Linked DNA regions of Mus musculus: region 2 is linked to region 1. Evidence: chromatin loops called from intact Hi-C (ENCODE). Cell type or tissue: left cerebral cortex. All regions are shown on one strand.

Region 1 (8,000 bases):
TCTCACCATTTATGTTGGCTACTAGTTTGCTGTAGATTGCTTTTATCATGTTTAGGTATTGGCTTTGAATTCCTGATCTTTCCAAGACTTTTATCATGAATGGGGGTTGGATTTTGTCAATTTTTTTCTCAGCATCTAACGAGATGATCATGTGTTTTTTGTCTTTGAGTTTATTTGGATTACGTTGATGGATTTCCATATATTGAACCATCCCTGCATCCTTGGGATGAAACCTACTTGGTCAGAATGGATGATTGTTTTGATATGTTCTTGGATTCGGTTAGCGAGAACTTTATTGAGGATTTTTCATCGATATTCATAAGGGAAATTGGTCTGAAGTTCTCTATCTTTGTTGGGTCTTTTTGTGGTTTAGGTATCAGAGTAATTGTGGCTTCATAGAATGAGTTGGGTAGAGTACCTTCTCTTTCTATTTTGTGGAATAGTTTGTGAAGAACTGGGATTAGACCTTCTTTGAAGGTCTGATAGAACTCTGCACTAAACCCATCTGGTCCTGGGCTTTTTTTGGTTGGGAGACTATTAATGACTGCTTCTATTTCTTTATGGGATATAGGACTGTTTAGATCATTAACCTGATCTTGATTTAACTTTGGTACCTGGTATCTGTCTAGAAACTTGTCCATTTTATCCAGGTTCTCCAGTTTTGGTGAGTATAGCCTTTTGTAGAAGGATCTGATGGTGTTTGGATTTCTTCAGGATCTATTGTTATGTCTCCCTTTTCATTTCTGATTTTGTTAATTAGGATGCTTTCTTTGTGCCCTCTAGTGAGTCTGGCTAAGGGTTTATCTATCTTGTTCATTTTCTCAAAGAACCAGCTCCTCAATTGGTTGATTCTTTGAATAGTTCTTCTTGTTTCCACTTGGTTGATTTCGCCCCTGAGTTTGATTATTTCCTGCTGTCTACTCCTGTTGGGTCAATTTGCTTTCTTTTTGTTCTAGAGCTTTTAGGTGTGTTGTCAAGCTGCTAATGTGTGCTCTCTCTAGTTTTTTTTTTTTTTTTTTGGCACTCAGAGCTATGAGTTTTCCTCGTAGAAATGCTTTCATTGTGTCCCATAAGTTTGGGTATGTTGTGGCTTCATTTTCATTAAACTCCAAAAAGTCCTTAATTTCTTTCTTTATTCCTTCTGTGACCAAGGTATCATTGAGAAGAGTGTTGTTCAGTTTCCACGTGAATGTTGCTTTCCATTATTTATGTTGTTATTGAAGATCAGCATTAGTCCATGGTGATCTGATAGTATGCATGGGACAATTTCAATATTTTTGTATATGTTGTGGCTTGTTTTGTGACCAATTATGTGGTCAATTTTGGAGAAGGTACCATGAGGGGCTGAGAAGAAGGTATATCCTTTTGTTTTAGGATAAGATTTTCTGTAGATATCTGTCAGATCCATTTGTTTCATAACTTCTGTTAGTTTCACTGTGTCCCTGTTTAGTTTCTGTTTCCATGATCTGTCCATTGGTGAAAGTGGTGTGTTGAAGTCTCCCATTATTATTGTGTGAGGTGCAATGTGTGCTTTGAGCTTTACTAAAGTGTCTCTAATGAATGTGGTTGCCCTTGTATTTGGAGCGTAGATATTCAGAATTGTGAGTTCCTCTTGGAGGATTTTACCTTTGATGAGTATGAAGTGCCCCTCCTTGTCTTTTTTGGTGACTTTGGGTTGGAAGTTGATTTTATTAGATATTAGAATGGCTACTCCAGCTTGTTTCTTCATACCATTTGCTTGGAAAATTGTTTTCCAGCCTTTCATTCTTAGGTACTGTCTATCTTTTTCTCTGAGATGAGTTTTCTGTAAGCAGCAAAATTTTTGTTTGTAGTGAACTGCTTCCATGTGCCCGACATGAAGGCCTGATGCCCTCATGGAAAGAGTGCAAGTGCATCAGATCTCCTGAAATGGGAACTTTGAGTGGTTGTGAGCTATGCAGATACTAGGAATCGAACCCAGGTTTTCTGTGAGAGAAACAAGTGCTCTTAACTGCTAAACTATCTCTGTAGCTCCCCTATTTCTGTTCTCATTCACCCTTCTTGTTGGTTAGTTAGTTCTTGAATGCCCCCCCGCCCCCTTCATATCCTACATCTGATCTGTGTCTGTTCCATAGAGCTGTCAGACCAACTCAGATGACAGCTTGGTTATTCTTTCCAGCCAGAGGTAGGAGTGGTTTTGATTTAGAGTAATTTTTTTTTTCCCTCAGGAGAAATTTAGTAATGTCTAAAGGCATCTTTCATTGTTCCGATTGTGGATGGGCCTGTGAGAGGCACCTGGTAAGTAAAAGGATTGTGGTCCTACAATGTAGTGGGTAGAACAGGCAGTGAGGATTTATCCCTCCCTCTTGTCAGCATTGCGAAGTTTCAGAAAGAGTGCTCCAAAAACTCACATCCATATGATCCTTATTATTTAAAAAATACTAAGTCTTGTTTTGGGATCACTAGCCTGTGGGTATGTCTATGGAGATTTTGGGATCACTAGCCTATGGGTATGTCTATGGAGAATCATCTTAAATATATTTACAAGAAACACCCTGTCTAAATGCAGGCAGCTTCAGTCTGCAGCTTTAGATACTGAATTGTATGGGAGTGGAGAGAGCCCTCCGAGTACTACCTAGGTATGTATTACTCTCTGCTGTTGGCTGTGAATCTGACCAACTGCTAAAAGTTCCTGTCACTGTGCCTCCCTGCAGTGATGGGCTGTAACCTGGAACTGTGAGACAAATAAACAATTTCTCCTTTAAACAAAGGCTGAAATCAGCATCAGCATGAAAAGCATAGAGCTTTTTCTTTCAACAGATAGAATTATTTTTTGTAGTAATTCAGTCACTTGGAAAAAGTAAGGGGCAATATATAATTTTAATCTAAATATTTACAATAATATTTAAATCTTAAAAAGACATATTTTCCCTGAAACTCTCTTTCTGTAATAGGTAACATTTTTATTTTTTGAATCATTGTCTTTGTCCAATCTCTAATACCAGCTCTTATTTCAATACTGACTTTTGAGTCATCAACACTGGAGTGTTTTGTATTTTCATTTAACTTATTTTAAATGATACATAAAAGCATAATTATACCTATTAATGGAATAGTATAATATTTCCAGAAGTATATTCTTTTTCTAATCTTTATTTATTTTGAGTATTTACATTCATGTACATGATCATTTGTGCATGACACACTTGTACAGTGGTCCAAGGACAGTCTCCAGTATCTTTTTTCACATTTCTCCTCATTTGAGGCATAGTCTTATTATTTTGTGTTATCCTGGCTAGCTGTTCCCTGAACTTCCAGGGATTCTCTTGTCTTCATCCACCATTATGTCATAGGAGCTATGGAGTTACAGATACCTGCTCTATTGCATCTGGTTCTTACATGAGTTCTGGGGACTTAAACTCATGCCCTCATGCTTTTTGTGGCAAGACGTTACCTACTAAGTTATCTCCCCACCTTTCTGTCATCTTTGCATTAAGCTTAACATATCTATACCCTCAAATATTTACCATTGCTTTGTGATTAAGAACTTTCAAGTCCTTTCTTCCATCTTGCTGATGTGTACAGTACACTGTGCTTTGAGCTCAAGCAGACACATCAGGTTTTCTTACGTCACATTCATTATCTATAACAAAACCGTTTCACTCTTGGTGATGTGAATTATTCGTTAATATAACTGCAAGGCATGATGTTATCAAAGAAAAGGACTGGACTACACCCAAGGTATGCTGGGATTTGTGACGCCATAAGAAGATTTTCTTTTATTCCTATTTTGTGACAAGATCATTCCTAGGGAGATACAACATTCACATCTACTCACCCCAGATAAGGCACCCATAGTACAGATACCATCAAAATCCAATAAATGTTATTGGGATTATTTTGAAGAATATGGATGGGGGTTATTCAAAGGAGCAGAAATGACTCAAAAATAGCTGCACCACCAAAGCACACTCCAGCATGGTTGACAGTTCACCAAAGCTGGAATTTTGGCTTGCACTGAACAACCTGAAGGCAACTCAACAGGTTGAAGTGCCTTTTCCAGTGACTCAGTTGGTATAAGCCTCTTTGAGGCAGCTTAGATTGTTTCTGCGTCTTCCAGGTTGCTGCTCTAATCTGAGAGTCTTTTTTTGCAGCTTGGCTTAGGTGACTCTCAACAAGCTGTATTGCTTACTATGGTTGGGAGGAGAATAATAAATCTGGTCAGTTTCAGGGACTTCCTGAAGCTCTTGTGAGCTGCTTACCTCTCTGCTTAGGGAGCTTCCCTGCAGAATGGAAAGTTTCAATCTTGAAGAAAACTTTTATATAACACTGCATGCAAGAAAATTAAAAAGAAATTAGAAAATTCATCATTTCACAGCCCCCACAAAAGAAAGGGGCCAGTATATCTTTTATTCATTCTTCTCATATTTGTGATTTCTATATATGCTACATACAGTTAGATCACAAATGAGAAGAAATGAAATAAATCAAGTCATCATAGCAACTTAAAAACACTTTGGCTAACGCAGAGTTAAATGCCTCTTTTTTTTCTTTTTTATAAGGAAAACATTTGTTATGCCAGTCTGAGAAAATGCATAATCCCTGGGTCTCATTAGAATTATCACAGCTTTTCCCACCCCCATTTCTGTTGCTTTCATTTTTCACAGTGGGCTGCTGTGACTTAATCCACCCAGTGATTTAAATGTCCTCTCTGCATATTCTTCCCTTCTGTTTGCATCTTCATAGAGAGCAGTTTTGTCACACTAGCGTTCTTACTGTTGATCATGTTGGTTCAAGATAAATCAAGAATAATTACTGTACCTCGAGCAAAGAACATTTTCTGTAGTCTACATACTTTCCTAACTAACTATTTGCAAAACATTCATAGCACAGTCTCTTAATTGGCTTGAGAAATATACGAGTTTTCAAATGCAGAATGTGTGGGTGTATGTGTGAAGGAGCACAGACAGACACAGAGGAAGCACCACAGAGCAGGAGCAATGCACACAGTGGCTCAGTATTGGACCCTTCTGTGTGTCCCAGCCCTGGTGCTAGGTCATGCTGCATTTGCTTAGGTCATACTTACGATCTTCCAGACTTGCTAGTGTTTGTTGTTTAATCATTAATTAAAAAAAAATCTGAGGTTATAATAACATTACTTACCTCTTCCTTGTCTCTCTTCAGAATCTTTCATGCACTCATCTTGCTATCTTTCAAATTCATTACTTTAAAGATTTTCCCATTTTTAATTGTTTGCATGCCTGTGTGCTTGTAGTACCCTGGGGAGACCACAAGAAGATGTTGGGCCCCATGGGACTAGGTTACAGGTTACTGTGAGCTTCCTAATGTGGACGCTTAGAACAATACTGCCGAGCCTTAACTCCAGCATCTTATTAATTTTTTTTTTTTACTTATTTACTTTACATCCTGCTCACTGTATCCCTCCTGGTCACCCCATTCATAGTCCTTCCCACATGCCCCATTCACTTCTCCTGCTGGTACAAGTCTTTGCCAGGCTAGACACTTCCTCTCCCACTAAAACTAGACAGAACAGCCCAGATAGTAGAACATATTCCACTTATAGGCAACAGCTTTTGGGATAGCCTCTGGTCCAATTGTTTGGGACCCAGAGGAAGGCGAAGCTGCATATCTGCTACATATGTGTGGAGAGGCTTAGGTCCAGACCACGTATATTCTTTGGTTAGTGGTTCAGATTTTGAGAGCCCCAGGGGTCCAGGTTAACTGACTCTGTTGGTCTACCTGTGGAGTTTCTATTCCCTTTGGAGCCATCAATCCTTCCTCCTATTCTTCCATAAGAGTTCCTAAGCTCTGTCCTTTGTTTGACTCTGGCTATCTGTATCTGAATCAGCTGCAGGGTGGAGTCTCCAGGTCCTCAGCAGTTTTATGCTATAACTTAGGATGCTGAGTAGTAAACAAAAGTTAAAAATTGGAATCAAATGTCAACCAGGATCATTCAGTTTGAATATGAAATGTAACTATAGGCTTGTGTGATTGAACACTTGGTGCCCAGCTGGTGCTGCTGTTACAGAAGACTTTGGAATCTTCTGGGGATAAGCCTGGGCTCTTTCACTGTACTTTCTGTTTCTGGAGAAGAGATACAATATCATCAGTCAGCTTTTTATTCCTGCTATCATACCTTCCTTGCCTTGTGCTGTGTTTGGCAAACTAATGTCCTTGCTGTTGATTATGCTGGTTTAAGATAGGTCAAGAATAATTGCTGTACTTCAAGCAAAGAACATTTTCTGTAGTCTGCATACTTTCATAACCAACATTCATAGTGTTCTCTTGGTTAGCCTGAGAAATATACAATATACTATGCCATCTCTGGAACTGTAAGCCTAGACAAATTCTTTCTATCTGATATTTCTTTTCTAAAGACTGTTGGCACAACAGAAATGTCAATAATGCAGGTAGAACTAAGGTAAATAACTTAAGTGGCCAGGTTAGACCAAGTAGCTAGTGTTTTGAGGAAGGTAGTAAAGATTTGACAACTTTAAGCAAATGATTGTGGCATACTGTGATTGTTTAAATGATAACTGCCCTCTATAGTCTCTGACACTTACCACTTGGTCCCCAGTTGGTGCCAGAGTTTGGGGAGATGTAGGTGTTTGCTTCTATGCTGAATGAAGTATGTCCCTGGAGATGGGCTTTGAGGCTAAAAGCCTTGAATCATTTTCAGTTCTATCTTTCTGCTCTGTGCTTATGGTTGATGTGTGGTCTCTTAGTTTCCTACTCCTGCTGCTAAGTGCATCCTCTCCCACTGAGGGCAGACAAGGCAGTCTAGTTAGGAGAACAGAGTCTACAGACAGGCAATATAGGCTGTAGAATATTGAGCCTGCATGGAAAGTGTGTAGATAAGTAGGTGGAACTCTAACATGATAAAAAAGTTTCCAATATGTGGCTTTAATCTGATAGAATAGATCTATAACTATCTTTTGGCAGAACTCAACAATTCCAAGCAAGTGATGTTTAACCTCTTTTAAAAGCTCTAGCAAATTACATTTCACGGTGGGCTTGAAGGTTGGTTTCTCCTTCCCACTTTTAGTCCTTTTCTTTTCACTTCTGGTCAGGTTATTTTAAGATAAAATTACCAATTTCACTAGCAGTATAGATGGTCACCTGAGATCAGCAATGAGATGGGTCTGGTGGCACAGAACTTTAATTCCAGCACAGTCCCAATCTCATTGTTATGGTGAGAATATCTATAAGTAAACCAAGGGACATAGAGATAGGGGCATGCTCAGTGGTAGAGAACCTGTTTAGTTTACTCAAGACCTTGGTTTCTGTCTTTAGCAACAGGTTGCAGGGATGGTAGGAGGATCTGTGGGAATGTTTCCTAAGACAAATGGTATTACTATGCAAAAATGAATATCTGTTTTAATATCAGAGGCACTGAAGTGCTTGAAGTGATTTTTTTCTTTGGTTGTGTCATCTGAAAGCTTCTCTAACACACTATATTGAACAGAACTGAGTTATGGTTTTATTATTCTCGAGAAGCCACAGAGTGTATCTATTCGTGGAGACTCTTAACAGCCACCTTTCACTCACCTAAGCACAGTTCTTCACATGAGACCATTTTATTCCCCTGGTAAATTCCTTCCCCTGAGACATTTAATTTGTTATGTATCCTGGTTGTGGTTTTTATGAAGCAGTAAATGTCATGAACCCATCTATCAAGAGACAGTATTCACTGAAGGGTGATGCCTGCAACCAAACTGGAATTTAGAAAACAATAAGAAATACATCATTAGTACAAAATGTTCAATTGCAGATTCTGTCATATCTGAAATCCTAAACCACGAATGAATTTTCTCTGTTCTTTACAGAACTAAAGCAGGAAGAGAGGAAGCCTGCCAGAGGGCATTGTCTTAATATTTAACTGTGTTTGGATGGAAAACTTTCTCTGCCAGAGGCTTTGCTAAGGAACAGTTAAGACTCTCAGCAGATGTGGACAGAAGGTTTACTAAACAGAGAGCGGGCGAGAACAAAAATGAGGGCAT
Region 2 (8,000 bases), 150 kb before region 1:
ATTGTTCACAATTGCCTGTAACTACAACTCCAGAGAATATGATACCATTTTCTGGCCTCTATAGGCATGTCAACATATGTACATATAGAAACAAAGAAACAAACAAACTCACACACATCTTTAAAAATAGGAGTATAGTAAATTTATAATTATTGATATTATTATTATTATTCTTTAAATTGAAGGAGAATAAATGTACACCCTAGCCATGCTTTGATGAGGAGCCCAGGAGGTGATAATGGATGCCTGCAGTGTGCCTTTTCTGGTTGATTAGCTTTTATATCTATGACAAAAGATTTGAACAACTGACTTAATAGAGTACATTTTTTTTTGTCTCCTGGCTTCACAGGTTTCAGTTCATGGTAACTGGAGTTCCATGATTCCTGGTTGGGGTGAGGCAGCACATCACGGTAGGAACATATGATGATTCAAAGCATTCACCTGTGGTGACAGGAAGCAAAGGCAATGAGGAGACAGAGACCGAGGTGTTGGTTTGCCTATCATTTTCTTTTGTTGATATATCATTGATGGAAAATGTTTCCTTTGCCACTGAAGCTGGCTCCTTGGACAGCCCATAAAGATGGACATACTTAATGTTATCCTGAAAGAAAGATAAAATTTCAAGACCGGTAAGTCATATAAAGTACTCAGAAATTGCTGGTTGTTTGTGAGCCTAGAGGCTGCCTGCGGCTGAAAATAAAGAAAAACAAACCTGGGTATGCCCCGTAATTAAAACATTCTTGGGAACAGCTTAACCTATAAGATAAAGAGGAATGTGTGGACAAACAGGGCTATCTTGTCTGGGTCAACACCACCTGGCCGGAACCTCCCCTCTGTCTACTGCCCCTTGACTCGGGGTAAAGTCATACATCAGCTGGTTGCTATGTGAACAAAGATAAGCCCCCAGCCCACAGGAACTAAATCCTAATGCCCTTTTGCTGACATGTAATCTTTCTGAGAAGAAGGAACCTAGGTGGGTCGAGAAATAATGGAAACCAAGACATGCTAGTCTGTTCAAGGTTCCAATGTTTAGTAAAAGTCTGCGCTTATAAAGAGGGAAAACCATCCCCTGTCATATCAAGTTTCTTGATGTTGTCAGCACAGCCTTCTAGCAGTAATTTGCCAGATTCACAGTTGCAGTTAACTCCAGAAAATCTTGGAGAACTGGTTAGGCCTCACGGCAGGTGGCAGGCAGTGTCAAGTCAAAGGAAACTAGTTGAGTTGGAGAAGCAGCACAGCAGGTGGCCCTGCCTCTGTGGCATCTGACCTGAACCAGCCTGTCTAGGCTGAAGGAGGTTACAAAGTATAAAATTAGGGATAATTTTAAGGAAGAACCCAGACTTTGATACAATATGAAATGAATATTAAAAAAGAAATGAATATATATTAAAATTCTCACTTTACTTACTAACAAGGCAACTAATGAGAAATCAAATCTATGATTACTAAAGTCCAGGATTTCTAGTTAAACTTGACCTTCAGATAAACAACACATAATTTTTCAATATGAGTGCTGTTAGCATTTTGTCTAAGCCCGCCCTTGTTCCTCCAAATCATTGTTTACTCAGCAATCAAGTCTATCTGATTATCTTGTATTTTATATGTTAAGTATGGCAACTTTAACCAAAGGACAATTAAAACTACTGCACAGTTAAGTGGACTAAACTTATAAATAGAGTAAAAACTGGCAACTTGGATATTATCTATAGGGTGATGGTTTGTTGTATTTACCAGACATAGCATACATGTGTGCAGATAAAAAATATTCCCATTAGTGACTGTCTTCTATAATTTGTAGAATTTTAAGATGTTCAAATACAGGGTTGGGTAGAGCTAAACTGGGGCTATTAACTACACATGTTCCTTGGCAATCTTTCTTTTTACTTCGCTTCCATTCTTCCTTTCTTCTTTCTTTCCTTCCTACCCACCATATTTCCTTCTTCCCTCCTCCCTTCCTCCCTCTCTTCTTTCCCTCCCTCCCTTCCTCTCTCCTTACCTCCATCCCCTCCTTGAGTTCTGCTTCTGCGATGACAGTGATATTAGGACAGAGAGGTTTGCATCCAGCTCTTTGTCAGAAATACAGAGTCCAGCTTTGAATGCATGCATATCTCTTTGCAGGTAGCTAGACAGATGATGTGTTATCAGAAGGGTTGGGGCTAGAAACACAGATACAGAGGCCATAAGTATAAGTTAGACCAGAGAGTTTATGGGGTTAGTGTAGATAAGGCAGAGGAGCTTAAGACACTGTAAGACGGGTAGAAGTGAAACACTAAGCAGAAAATACTGAGACTTGGTAGAGACATAAGGGAACCAAGAGGAGACATTCTTACAGAGCCCAGAAAAAAGGACAAAACTTAAGGAATGGAGTCTGCCTGTTATTCCAGAAGAAGTGGTGTGAACTACCATGTGAACTACTTCATGCTCCTATCCTCTTGTTGCTATTTCTGAAGTGATGGAATTATAGATATAGCCCACTAACCTGAACTTTATCTTAAAAGGATCTTCCCTAAGATTATAACTAGAGAGGTCAAGGGGCTTCATTGATGGGATAGAGTTGGTGTTGGTGGTAAATTCTTGCCTGTGTTCATTTTTTTGTGGGTGTGCTCTGGCAGAAGTCTCTTTGAGAAACCCAGGAGACCTTCCTGTGAAATTAACATGAGAAGGAAAGAAAGACACCCCTCCCACCCAGACAAACCCCACCAAAATCCACAAACAAAACAACAAACGAAAAACAAATAAATAAACCCACACGCAATTACAATCATATCGGTATTATTTTATTATTTCTCTTTAGATTCTAGAAAGCGAAGAAGAAGAAAAAAAGGCCACAAACATATTTACAAAACCAAATCCCTGCTCTTCTCACTGCATCCATCTAAGTATCAAAATGTGGGGTCTAAAATCAGTAGTGTTTTCAAATTTTATCACTGTGAGATAGATTCCTATCAAATACATTATAAAATATTTATTTATCTTTCTTTTATGTGTATAAGTGTTTTTTGCTGTAGGTATGTTAGTGTACCACAGGCATGCAGTCCCTGTGGAGGTCAGAAGAGGGCTTGGATCATCCTGGAAATGAAGTTGCAAATGGTTGTGAGTGCATGTTGGCGCTGAGAATTGAATCTGGATCTTTTATAAGAGCAGCAAGTATGCTTAACTGCTGAGCCATTCTTAGAGAGACCAGAAAAAAGGACAAAACCCAAATGCCCAGCAAGTAACAACTTGAGGGAGGCAGATTATGTTTTGGCTTAGATCTTAAGAAAGGATACAGCCTCGTGTGCTTAAGAAGGCATGGTGTCGCGGGGCTGTGGTGGCACACAGCTTTAATTCCAGCACTCTGGAGGAAGAGGCAGGTGGATTTCTGAGTTTGAGGCCAGCCTGGTCTACAAAGTGAGTTCCAGGACAGCCAGGGCTATACAGAGAAACTCTGTCTCGAAAAGACAAAAAATAAAATAAAATAAAATAAATAAATAAATAAAATAAATAAATAAAGAAGGCATGGTGTCAGTGAATGAGATGATTAGTCATTTCTTTTTCCTTTGGGAAACACTTGATGTGATAACCCAGTTTTCCTCCCTCCTGGAAACACCCTATCACATCCTGCCTCTCTCTGCTTCTAGGAGGGTGTTCCTCAACCCACCCTCCCACCCACCCACTCCCATCTCCCCCTCTATTCCCTTATACTTGTGCCATTTTGTAGTCAGGAAAAAGAGGAAATGCGCTAGGCTATCAAACAATACCTTCTTCAGAGAGGCCTCCCAGGACCTTTCACATTTAAACTCCAACAGATGTTTCCTTCATTTGCTCTGGCTCCAAGATGACTTCACATTGTAATGAGAGCTGGGATTGGATAGGTCCTTCTCAGCAAAATGACATGAGGAAGGAGGGAGGATGCTCACATGTTGGCCCCAGAAGGTTACTGAATGACTATGACGTATCAATTACTGCCATGTTCATAAAGCTGCTTGCCTGTGAAAATCAGCTTAACAAACTGGAGGGAACCCAAATCAATTTAGAAGCTCTTTCTAGAGCCTTGTGTGAAGTGGCCAATGGAGGCGTTTAATGGAGCAGATGGGCTCTTGGAATGTGGCAAGTGGCATCTGGTGATAAGAGTTTGCTTTCTCTGACTTGGAGTCATTTAAATTTTAAATTGGGACAGAGGAGGAGGAGATGCCCAAGTCTGTGGGATTCCAGAGACTGCTGTTGGCTTTCCCTCCAATGAGCAGATGTTTTCCTTGGTGATGTTCCTATACAGGCCACTAGTAGTGAGATTAACAACCTCTAGCTTTTAAGGCAGTCATTATCAGCACTGAAGTGGTTTTCAAATGGGCAGTATCACTTAGTCACTGTAAAAGGAAAGGTTTTAGTAGCTAGGAAAAGAAGTCACATTGGCTGGTTTGTCTTTGCAACAATAACAACAAAAATCATAGAAATAATTTACAGCCATTGCAAGCATTGTATGTTTTCCAGATCTGGTGTTGGCTAAAAAGCCTTGACAGAAGAACAAGCTCACTCAGAATAAAAGAATAAAAATCAACCACTAAGGAGAAGATGCCACGGGCTGTTTCCTGGGATATGCTTGTGGTCGTTTGTGGCAGCTGAAAGGAAGTTACACATAATTCCTGCCAGGTCCTTGTTCTTTCCAAGGAGAAAACCAGAAGCAGCAGACACTGTAAGGGTAAGCCTACTGCTGACTGCTGAGACACAAAAGACAGCTGGCAGAGCTCTCTGGCAGAGAACAGATGTAGATGTCCAGCTGACCAGCTTCTAGTCCTAAAGCCTTTCCACAAACATTGCATTTACCAGTAAGAGCATCAAGCACAATTTTTTTGTTTTTGTTTTGTTTTTGTTCTTTTGAGACAGGGTTTCTCTGAATAGCCCTGGCTGTCCTGGAACTCACTTTGTAGACTAGGCTGGCCTTGAACTCAGAAATCCACCTGCCTCTGCCTCAGGAGTGCTGGGATTAAAGGCGTGCACCACCACGCTGGCTTAAGTATAATTTTTAATAGAGGTTAGCAATGGTAGGATTGCAGAAGGTCCACATTAGATAGCTGCCAATGTCTAGAAAATCAGGAATTCTCCTTTTATTTATTTTATTTTGTGCATTTGTTTGCGCATAATAAAAAGATTTGTTTTGTTTAGTGAGCATATTAGTGAACTACTTTCCTGTTGCTGTGATAAAACACCACGACCAAGAGTGATTCCAGAAGGATGGTTTCATTTGAAGCTGGTATGGGGGCTGGAGCATAAAGGTGGGAATTCACACCCTTTACTGAAAGCACAAAGAAGAGAGAACAAACTAGAAGTAGGACAAGGCTGTATACTCTCAAAGCCTGCCCCAGTGGCATACTTTTTCTAGTAAGAACATACTTCCTCAACTTCCCAAAACAGAGCCATCAGCGGGAACTAAATGTTCACATGCCTGGAAGGTTGGGAGATGTTTTCTTTCAAGCTGTACTCACTGAGTACAGATCTGTACAATGGCTGATAGACTTTTCCTTAGCGTGGTGATTAGCATCATCCGCAGTAGTGATTTGTTCATTGCGAGATGCTCATCTCTGGTTGACTTTTGGTTTATACATGAGGTTAGGTTATGGCCAATAGCAGATTAGAGACCTGCAGGGAAATCTAGTCTTTAATGGAATCTGGGGCAGGGCTATGTGAATCACCTACCAGGTTGTGTTTGTGCATTAGGTATGAGTGATTCCCACAGAGAACCGGAGGAGGTTACAAGCAGCCAGTCTCATGAGTAACTTCCTCTAGGAGACAGTATTCCTCCAGGGGAAAGTGTGAGAAGCTTCTCAGTGTTACTTGCTGTGCTTTTGTCTTGTTTGATTTTTTTTCTTTGCCAAGGGCATGCATGCATCAAAACATGAGGTACCCCAGGTTGTGGGTGATCTCTGTGCTCTAGTTCAGATGTTCTTTGTAAGAACAGAGGCTGCTTTTTTTGCTCTTTGTTTCCCAGCTCTTTTCTTTCTTTACCTTGAGGATATTATATATTCTATCAAATATTCTTATGGGAAACCTAAAAATTTTACTTTAAAATCTAAATGCCAAATATTTAATATTTGAGCTATGTGTATAATCTCATAGGAAAAACGCTTTTCAAGTTTTATATATGGCTTAAGATGCATAAATACATATAATATGCAAATCTGTGAAATAATATGTAATATGTAAAGTAAGAGATGTAAGTAAAAATGTATTCAGCTGAAGATAAATCAGTTAAGCCAATGAATATGTTTCAGAAATACTGGGGAAAACTCTGTTTTAAAGTTTTCCCAGTCTGTGGCCACCCCCACTGAAGACTCTTACTCAGTTCCTAGAATAGGAAAAATACTTTAAGATGAAAATAAATTTTCAAACTGTTCATATTTGAATGCTCTTCTTAAATATTTCTTCGGGTAGGTGGAAAACTGAAGTTGGCTAAGTGTCATTCTGGTGTGAAAAGCAGACTTTTCTTTGCTCTAGAAAATGAAACAGTAGATACTACTGTCTTTTTCCTGAGATGGCTACCATTTCTAGAGCATAATGTTCCTTGGCCCTAACAATGAAAAGATGATCAAGTCTAAACTTAGTGGTAGATAAGGAAATACATTAAAGTATTTGTTCAAGTATCTGGACTTATATCTCATTTCTTCAGTGAGTCAATGGTTATATCAGCTACTTTTCCATTGCTATGATAAAAAACCCTGCCCCAAAGCAATTTAGGGAAGAAAGGGGTTATTTTGCCCTATAGTTGGGGCAGCAGAATCCATGATATTTGGGAAGGCATGGAAAAATCAAGGAAAGCATGGTGTCAGGATGAATACATTGGCTGATCACATTTTCATCTATACCCAGGATGCAGAGAAAGAACAGGAAGTGAGGTTAGGCTATCCACACTACAATCCTAACCTAGTGGCAGTTTTCCAGCAAAGCTTCACTTGCTAAGAGTTCTCTAACCTCCCAAACAGGGCCATCAACAGGAGACCAAGTATTCAAATACATGAAACTTCGGAGGATATTTCTCAACCAAAACAACCACAATGCTATTTGGCAGGATTATTCTAATTATCAGATTCCAGGTTTCTTTGTGTTCCACCTTCTTTCCACACTTCATACTCTTCATGGAACATTGAAGGATGGTAAAAGTCCAAACACCATTGTTAGATTGTGGAATTATGGGGAAATTTGTCAGTCAATGAAGTAATGGTTAATATTTTGAGCCTTTAGATTGAGTTTTTCACTTGGGAACCTTCAATAGTTGTGATAGTTAACATTGGTAACTCCACATGACCAGTGTAGAGTAATTCAGGAGATAATACTCAGGTAATGTTTAGACACAGGTAACATCTAGAGAGAGTTTCTTTCTTTCTTTCTTTCTTTCTTTCTTTCTTTCTTTCTTTCTTTCTTCCTTCCTTCCTTCCTTCCTTCCTTCCTTCCTTCCTTCCTTCCTTCCTTCCTCCCTCCCTCCCTCCCTCCCTCCCTCCCTCTCTCTCTCTCTCTCTCTTTCTTTTTCTTTTCTTTTTTTTTTCTTTTGGTTTTTCGAGACAGGGTTTCTCTGTATAGCCTTGGCTGTCCTGGAACTTACTCTGTAGACCAGGCTGGCCTCAAACTCAGAAATCCATCTGCCTCTGCCCCCAAGTGCTGGGATTAAAGGCGTGCGCCACCACTGCCCGTAGAGAGTTTCTAGATTAGGGTAATGGAAACTGGAAAATGCACTCGAAATGTGGGTAGCAACATTTCATTGGCTGAAGTTTTATACCTAACAAAAAGAAGAAAATGGGCAGAGTAGAGTGCCAGCATTCACCTTTGTTTCCTGTCAGTGGGTGCACATGACAAACTGTCTCTCATGCCAGCAACCATGAATTCACACCATGAGGGACTGTCCCTCAAACAGTGAGCTAAAACAGAACAAAACAAAACAACAAAACCAAACCAAAAGGAACAACAGAACCTTTCTTTCTAAAGTTGCTTTTGTCTAGTGTGCACTGAGAGACTAAACCACTACAAAGTGC

The links. A loop is a pair of places that touch in the nucleus more often than their neighbours do. Peaks named below come from ENCODE experiments on the same cell type or tissue, not always from the same donor. Only the 100,000 strongest peaks of a DNase experiment are listed, where the experiment ranks them.
Region 2: it touches region 1 in a loop (7-fold over the local background); 2 of 42 quality-filtered maps call a loop at or near these places.

What each region holds. Positions count from the first base shown.
Region 1 is chr6:73,787,526-73,795,525 of GRCm38, forward strand. No RefSeq gene overlaps it. Among named protein-coding and RNA genes, the nearest start is that of Gm31747, 180 kb to the left of the region's middle. In left cerebral cortex, no CTCF peak of the experiment used is centred here; DNase peaks (open chromatin) are centred at 4,722 and 4,877.
Region 2 is chr6:73,640,973-73,648,972 of GRCm38, forward strand. No RefSeq gene overlaps it. Among named protein-coding and RNA genes, the nearest start is that of Gm31747, 36 kb to the left of the region's middle. In left cerebral cortex, CTCF peaks have their summits at 4,293 and 5,764; DNase peaks (open chromatin) are centred at 4,104, 4,585, 5,372, 5,704 and 1 more place; H3K27ac peaks cover 399 bases.